Regions from separate parts of the Homo sapiens genome. Here region 1 is linked to region 2. Evidence: read pairs that join two places in POLR2A ChIA-PET (ENCODE). Cell type or tissue: GM12878. All regions are shown on one strand. Each heading gives the region's core, and the rest is flanking DNA. Links, peaks and the distances in the headings are about the cores only. Region 1 overlaps PRKCA (protein kinase C alpha). Region 2 overlaps PRKCA (protein kinase C alpha).

What was found. ChIA-PET counts read pairs that join two places held together with the same protein. Peaks named below come from ENCODE experiments on the same cell type or tissue, not always from the same donor. Only the 100,000 strongest peaks of a DNase experiment are listed, where the experiment ranks them.
Region 1: POLR2A ChIA-PET joins it to region 2 with 7 read pairs; 2 of 35 experiments call an interaction of 5 or more read pairs at or near these places.

The regions. Positions count from the first base shown.
Region 1 is chr17:66,624,862-66,629,257 of GRCh38, forward strand. The region is part of intron 3 of PRKCA (protein kinase C alpha); the gene reads left to right. Among named protein-coding and RNA genes, the nearest start is that of MIR634, 160 kb to the right of the region's middle. In GM12878, for the core only: no CTCF peak of the experiment used is centred there; no DNase peak of the experiment used is centred there.
Region 2 is chr17:66,703,995-66,708,390 of GRCh38, forward strand. All of the region lies in intron 8 of PRKCA (protein kinase C alpha), which reads left to right. Among named protein-coding and RNA genes, the nearest start is that of MIR634, 81 kb to the right of the region's middle. In GM12878, for the core only: no CTCF peak of the experiment used is centred there; a DNase peak (open chromatin) is centred at 2,207.

The DNA of each region.
Region 1 (4,396 bases), core at 320-4,319, 79 kb before region 2:
AAATTATAAATGAATTAAAAGAAATTTAAAGAATTCATTAGGAGTCACCACATTTCAAAGGCTCAGTAGTCATAGAAAGCTAATGGTTACTATATTGAAGAGTGTGGATAAAATACTTCCCTCATTGCAGAAGATTCTGTTGGACAGCATTGGGCTGGATCACGAATTTTCTGATGAACAAACCCTTCATCTTTCTATAGATCACAAGAAAGTCTCCCATGGTGTTTTATATCACGAACTACTTTGCTGTGGAAACTTCTGTTTGTACAGAACGTTTCCTCTTACGGATACCAATTAAGTTCTTTATGATATTACATTGGTTTGGCTGTCAAATGTTGTGTGCTTAACAAAGAATGATAGAAAAATCACTTTCCAGAACAGAATGTTTGAATTGCATGTAGCATAGAAACTGAGTAAAAATTTCAGCCTGATTTAACATCTTTGGAGTAGACTTCTTAAAGGAGAGGGATATGAACACTGTAAAACACAAATTCATCAGAAGTGCAATGACAACAGGGTTCCTCTCTACTCTGCTGGTGACAAACTTTAAAACTCTATTGACTTGTATCTCTTGATGTCATTCTATTCCCCTCTAGTGGAATTAAAAGGTATCTGTCTTTCTACTCCAGCTTGGACACATTCGCAGTAGTAGGAATAGAAATCTAGAGATAATGAAGATAGAAGATAGCATTATCACTTATTTTCATATCATGATAGGCTGCTGCTTTACATTTTACCCTTTTTCCTGTCCTCAGGGGAAAATAGCCTTCTGTTCTCTGTCTATTTGAGCTACTTGGAGAAAAAAAGTTTAGGTATCTATCCTATGTATCACTATTTATCCTCATACCAGAAGAAGCCTTATTGCCCAATATGTTACTAGGATGTGCCATTGGTTCAGCGTCTAGCACAGGGTCAGGCCCGTTAATTGAGTTAGAGGCATGGGTTGAGGTCCCGATTTTACCACTTAACTATCCATGGCTTCAAATTCAATCATTTACTTTCCTGAACCTCCGTCTCTTCATCTTTAAACTGGAGACTCTCCTTTGACTCTCCATGGTCGTATCACAAGATAAAAGGAAATAATGAAACCTCATTGAAAGTTAAGGTGGACTCTGCACATTTATGTGGCCTCATTCCCCACCACCACCACTCTGCCCCCAGCAGCATCCTTTTAGGAAAGATGGATAAACAGGTAAACTAGAAATATGTTTCCGAACTCTCTGCGTACAGGTGAAGCATGGTGGGGCTGGGGCTACCTTTAAGTTGGTTGCAAGAGCCCAAAGGCTACCATTTGGTTTGGTTATATTTCCTTTTTTCTTTTGTCTTCCTCTTTTTCTTTTCTTTTTTTTTTTTGAGACAGAGTCTCACTCTGTCATCCAGCAGTGGCATGATCTTGGCTAACTGGAACCTCTGCCTCCCAGGCTCAAGCAATCTTCCCACCTCAGCCTCCCAAGTAGCTGGGACCATAGGTGCACACCACCATGCCCAGCTAGTTTTTGTATTTTTTTTTTTTTTTTTGAGACAGAGTCTCACTCTGCCACCCAGGCTGGAGTGTAGTGGCGCAGTCTTGACTCACTGCAACCTCCGCCTCCTGGGTTCATGCCATTCTCCTGCCTCAGCCTCCCGAGTAGCTGGGACTACAGGCACCCACCACCAAGCCCGGCTAATTTTTTTTTTTTTTTGTATTTTTAGTGGAGACGGGGTTTCACCATGTTAGCCAGGCTGGTCTCGATCTGCTGACCTCGTGATCCGCCTGCCTTGGCCTCCCAAAGTGCTGGGATTACAGGCGTGAGCCATCACGCCCAGCCTAGTTTTTGTATTTTTGGTAGAGACAGGGTTTTTGCCATGTTGGCCAGGCTGGTCTCAAACTCCTGGATTCAAGTAATCCACCTGTCTGGGCCTCCCAAAATTCTGGGATTACAGGCATGAGCCATCGCGCCCTGCCATTTTTTCTTTTAAATGTTGAGTTATTCTAAGTTTAAAGTGGCTAATAGGAGAAACAATAATTTGGAACATTAGCAGTTACAGTATTTCTCTAGTCTCAAAAAGAGCATTCTCACTAGAAGTATCCACAGAAATGCACTTAAATGCCACATCCCTCCCTCTCCCCTTTATTCCAGCCACCATGTCATAACCTCCCTCTGCAGAGCAGAGAATTAAGCTCTAAAGACTAGACATTTGTTGTGGCAAACAGTGCTGAATTTCTGCCTTTATTTTAACACAACTGTCTGCTACATGTAGAAATATTAGCATATTTGCAGAGATATTTTCATTAGGTATTTGTTTTGCTTTAAAAAACAACCCAGAAAGGTGAATTTCAAATGTGCACAGTAGGTTTCTGCCATCCTAAAGGCAAACTTCAAAATTTTTTAACAGCTAAGCAAACCATGCCAGTGGGTTAAGATGTAGGATTGGAAGTCTCTGATGCTGTCCTGGGGCGTGGGGGTTGGGGGGAATGTATCAATGAGTACTATTTTGGTCATTATTCTTCAGGTTGAGTTCTGGGAGGCATTGCTTAGGACACATTTAACGCCACAAGGGAAAGTGCATTAGTGTTGCCTTCTGTTGTTTAAAGAAAAGGAGGGAGAGAGGGAGGAAGGAATACATGCATATGATACTTTTGCATGCTCTGTGACCACCAGCACACAAACAAATGCAGAGATGCTGAGAAGTGCAAAGTGAGACGTGGAAGGGCAGGTGCTAACAGACAATGCAGCTATACTTGTGATGGTGCTTTTCACGAGTGAAGACCAAGGTGTAAGTGTCTTTTACCCAGTCACAGCTATAAAACCGAATCCAGTGGATCAACTAAAACTAAGTGCCAAAGAGGCCAATAGCAGTCTAGAACTACGTGTGAGTGTGTGAGTGTTTCTTCTGGCAGGTTCTCCTGTTTTACGGCTTCCTACCAGCCATCCTTAACTAACGCATGGTTGGAAATTCAGTATCCCCCCCCAAAAAATTGAACCTTCATAGTTTCCCAATTCCTGGTTTTAGAAAAGGAATGAAGGGGTATCAATTAGAGATCAAGTGCATCTTTGAGGAGAGAATGGCTTGCTACAATCGAAGAGAAGAAAACCTCAGCTATCAATTTGTGGAGGCTTTGAGCAGTCACTGAGCAGATGGGGTTGATGGGGGTACCTAACTCATGCACGGCCAAATGCCCAAGCCTAACAAAAACGGAGAAAAACCAAGGATTAACATATCACTTTTTAGCTAAGATGTAAAACTGGTTACTGGCAAGCTTATTCCAGCAGGCTCAGCAAGCGTCCAGCACAACCACAAGCAGCTTGATCAAAAACAGACCTCTGCCTCTCGGTGGATAGCTTTTGCTTTTAATATTTTATGTTCACCTCTTTGGCTCAAGATTTCCACTTCTGGCTTTTATCCTTGGGAACTGATAAGACACTTGCACAGTGTGTGCTTATAGATGCTCATGGTAGTGTTATTCATAACAGTGAAAAACAAAATCACCTGAATGTTTAGGAATTGGGGGTTGATTAAATCCATCATAGTGTGAATGTATGATGAAATATCATACAGTAAGATGTGACACTGATTTATATTTAATGACATGGAAAAATGTTTAACATAAACTGTTAGATTTTTTAAAAAGCTACCTATCAGCCTCTCTCTCTTTTTTTCTCTCTCATCTTTCTTGAATGAAATCCACCAAAATGTTAATGTGTATATACTTCTTTCTACTTAACTACCTTTTCTAATTTTTTACAGCAAGTATGGTTTTACCTACTTAAAAGAACACGTGACCTAAACAATAGAAAATTAGTAACAAATTACTAGAATACTATTTTACCATAAACTGCACATTTCGATTTTTAAAGTGAGGTTATAACCAAAAAGATCACTGAACATCAATAAATAAAATTGGCTGGGCGCTGTGGCTCACACCTCTAATCCCAGCACTTGGGGAGGCCGACGTGGGCGGATCACCTTAGGTCAGGAGTTCGAGACCAGCCTGACCACATGGAGAAACCCCGTCTCTACTAAAAATACAAAAAAATTAGCCAGGCATGTTGGCGCATGCCTGTAATCCCAGCTACTCGGGAGGCTGAGGCAGGAGAATCACTTAAACCTGGGAGGCAGAGGTTGCAGTGAGCCAAGATTGTGCCATTGCACTCCAGCCTGGGCAACAAGAGTGAAACTCCGTCTCAAAAACAAAAAAAGAAAATAAAATTTATCTTAACGTGGGTAAGAGGGGTTGCTGCTTGGGAAATATCTACTGGAAGTAATGAGGAGTCAGGGTGAAGTTCGGAGGTACCTAAAGAGACAGTCCTGCCGATTTGGACTTGGCAGTCGAGAAAAAGACATGGTTACACCTTCTGCCTCCTCTGTGTGTTTAATAGATGAACAAATACCAGCTGCTGGGGAATCTTATGAC
Region 2 (4,396 bases), core at 202-4,201:
ATGTTAGTGTCTGTGATGTAGACATCACTGGGTAATAGGAAATTTTCATCTCCATGATAATCTTATGGGACCACCATCATTTATGCAGTCCATCGTTGACCAAAATGTCATTGTGTAGTGCCTGACTATAAAACCTTTTTCTACATTTATAATCTCAGCAAAGTTAAAAAAAAAAAAAAAACAGGAATAGGTTAAGTTCAGAACTGGGCTTGAATTTAAAATCCCCACTATTAACACCACCACTATTGATTTGGTTTCACTTAAACATCATCTTCTGTCCCATAAATTAGTGCTGTTATTTGGAAATGTGTCTATAACACTTCGCTCAATTTTAATTTGTATCTTTATTATAGCTTTAGAGTTGTTAGTGTACTAGTACATATATTAAGGCTTATAGTTATCTGTACATACATATTCTACTAACTCTATAATAAAATTTGTTAACACATGGAGCAAAAAAATAATCTCAAGCTAGCTTAACAATGGCTTCTGTCCAAACTAGACCCCCAGTAATATTGGGATGACTGAAGTCTCATGCAGAGAAATATGTGTGTCTTCACAGTTCTTATATTTGTGACCATTCAGAACTATATGAAGATATAAGCCAAAAGAAAATTGGTGATCTTGAATGAGCTGTTTTGTGAGGATTATAAGTCCAGATACTACAGGAAGTATCACCCTGGATTCAGATTGCCTGAAAAATCAAATGTGTATCTGTTTTTACTTATTCAAGAGAAATATTTTGAGATTATCCTTCTTACTAATTAACAAATTAATATGATCCAATTAAACTATAATTAAGGTACTTAAATCAACAAAGATGAGACTCTGTTGCTAGGTTATATGTGGAAAGAGCAAGCAAGCATTTTTCTCTTTTATCAGAATTAGATTTTCCCAAAGCCTCCACTGTCTTTGAAGACTTTATCTAGTTCAGAATGCTCTCTTCCAGTTGGGGGAAAAATAAAACCACAAAACACAGTTCACTAGAGACCCTCAGATAAATTGTAGCTATTTGTTGATCTGATCAGCCCTGCCACGGTTACTATGGAAACCAGAGTACTTTCAGATGACCTTTTAGACACAAAACAAAAAAATCTATGTGCCCCAATATGCTCTCTGCTTTTTTGTCCCTAAATAGCTTACTTAATTACTTCCTTAACTGTGTGATGTTAAGGGGGAAAAAAATCTATAAAATGCACAGCAGTTGAAAGAGATATTTTAAGGCTTATCCTTCAGCTTTGTCTTAGAAGCAAAGTCTTAAACTGATATAGGAGACAGGTTAGTAGTAGAAATCATTTTCAAACACTCATTAGATCACTGCCAACAGAGGTTAACCTGGCATTCAGCTGAGCAGACCCAAAGGAAGCAAGACAGCCTCTGAAAGCAACTGTACAGAATTTCTCATGAGTCTGTAAGGGAGGGTGCATGCATTTATATTAGAGTGCTGGCAGCATGCTTTCAGTTTAATTTGTCTCGAGGAAATAATTTTGTTGGGAAACCAAAAAAGATTGTGCATTCTAGTTGTCTGTCTAATGAATTCCTGAAACAGCATAAAAGCCCTGTGTCTTGTAGTTACAGGGATGGCCTTGTGGGTGGATGTTGCTGGTTGAAGAAATATTAGTTAATATCACACAAGCCTGTTATTAAATGTTAGAGGCAGCTTTGCAAATGTCCCCAGGCCCTGGTACCCACAGGGGATGAGCAGGTACCAAGGGTGCCACCCTTCATTTACAGGAACTGGAAGGAGGGAAGACAGAGCCGATGTCCACTGGCACTAGCATGAACATGGCAGCTAAACATTGGCACAAGTCTTCATGGCTCTATCTCAAGCACCTAAGAGGAAATTAAAGCCCCCTAAAATAAAATTAAGGGACCTAGAATAAGGGTGACACCAAACATAATGCTATTTGTTGTTTTCCCCAAAAAACATGCCCTACAGAGAATTAAGATTGCCTGTCCCTGGAGCGGTAAATCGCAAGGGTTCTGACCTCCCTGGGTATCCTGAAAGAGGAAGTGGCGAGCAGCTTGAGCTCTAGATCTTGCACCTCCAAGTATGGGAGCTGATTAATAATGCAGAGGTTCAGAGCCCAGCCCAGCCTCTGACCCAGTCAGAATATTATTTTAACAAGGTCCCCAGGTGATTCCTGAGCCCATTAAAGTTTGAGAAATGCTGGTCAAGAAGATGAAACCTGTTGACTGATGAGTAAACAAATTCAGTCTCCTGTGGTCGTAAAGACAGCAAGGATAGACTTCATCACCCCCAGTACCCATATTAAATAGCGAAGGGATCAGTGAACTGTGACCCACACCCAACCACCTGCTTTTGTATATACAGTCTATGAGCTAAGAATGGTTTCAAGGCTGGGTGCGGTGGCTCACGCCTATAATCCCAGCACTTTGGGAGGCCGAGGCAGGCAGATCGCAAGGTCAGGAGATCGAGACCATCCTGGCTAACACGGTGAAACCCCGTCTCTACTAAAAATACAAAAAAAAAAAAAATTAGCCAGGCATGATGGCAGGCACCTGTAGTCCCAGCTGGAGGCTGAGGCAGGAGAATGGCATGAACCCGGGAGGCGGAGCTTGCAGTGAGCCGAGATCACGCCACTGCACTCCAGCCTGGGCGACAGAGTAAGGCTCTGTCTCAAAAAAAAAAAAAAGAGTGGTTTCAGGATTTTTAAGTGGTTGAAAAAAAGAAGGATATTTGCGAGACATGAAAATTTGGTGAAATCCAAAATCTGGTGCCTATAAATAGATTTTTATTAACACAACTACATTCATTCATTCGTGTGTTGTCCACAGCTGTTCCTTTGCTACCACGGCAGAGTTGAGTCCCTGCAAAAGAGACTGCATGGGCCTCAAAGCCTAAATGTATGCCCTCTGGTCCTTTACATAAAAAGTTTGTGACCTCTGGGTTAATGGAATAATAGGGTATTCAAACTGGGAGAGATGTTTAAGATTGTGTTTGTTGATGGGGAAACAAAAGCAAAAGGGAGTGTGTTCAAAGCTTGTTAGTGCAGGACCCAGACCTCCTGTGTGAGTTGATGCTTCTGTCTCATACCCTGTCCCTTCCCACACACCCTTCCCTATGACACCCCCTTTTCTGACTCCTCTCCATTCATCCACCATGCTCATTAATGCATCTCAGCCCATGCTTGTGCTCCTTGGAAAGACCCTCCCTTCTCCTCCACTTCCGTCAGTCCTAGGCTTTTCAAATCCTACAAGTCCCTTTATGTGGTTCTCTGGCCTCTTAAAATTGCCTTGACTTATGCAGTCTAAAGACTACTCACTTGCCAGACACACCTGTAAGATGTGTCACCTTCCTGATTCCAGAGTAAGAACCTCAGGCCCTCCTCTGAATACTTTGAAGTCTAAACATCAGGCCCATGAGGAGTCCACCCTTCACCTGCACTTTTTTGACAGCCCAGAGGAAGGTGTCTGAGCCAACATCTTTATGAGGCTGGTTGGAGGCCTTCAGGGGAGAGGCCATTTTAGAGCCACGAGAACCTCCCTTTCTTCCTCTAGCAGTTGTGTAAAACTCACGTGTGTGACAAATCTGGTTGCTCTTGAAGATGGACCAGTTTCTTTCCCATACATTTTATGGTTCCAGAAATCAGTAATTCTGGACATTTCTAACTGGTGGATGCTGCATCTACTCTGTGTCAAGCACTGTCCCTGGGGCTAGAGACAGAACCTTGCTCTTGGGAACATTGTGGAGTAGTACTAAGGGATATGAGACCTTGTACCTTATCTCCACTTTCTGGAAACGACCCCTGACCCTCATAGTGGAGGGAAGCTTACACCCTGTCTCCTAAACAGTAGCTAGCCTAGATCAGCGGGAGTCTGACCCAGGCCACAAGTCAGTTCTTTGTCCACGTAGCAGTATCTCCAGCTCTTGAGATGCTGAGTAAGCCTCACTGCTGAAAAGATTATGGCTCGCCTGATGTAACATGGCTTTTATAGGCAGCTAGAACCACAGAGGCCTCAGAGAATTCAAAATCACAGCTCCCTACATGGGGTCCAGGAACGTGTGGCCAAGGTGCTCATGGTGTTGTATTTTGGTTTTAGTTTGTTTTCAGGGATGAGGCCTCTTTGCCCATTAGGACTGTCGCCATGATGTACACATGATGGTGGCACTTCCCAGTTCATCAGGCCGACCAAGTGGGGCCATAGATGTCCTTGTTCAGGAATTCAGGGAACTCGGTGGCTGTCGTGTCTTCAGCACTTAATTGAAAACGAAGTGGTTAACATTTGGCACTAGTGCAGCTTCCTGCCATTTGCCACTTTCACCTTGAGCAGAGGTGTTTTGCTTCCTCATCTCCCTTCCCAGCATCCAGGTGTGTGGTCCGGGAAGGATTCCCTGGGACCTCTTGCAGATGTGTAGAGCAAGAGGTGCTGT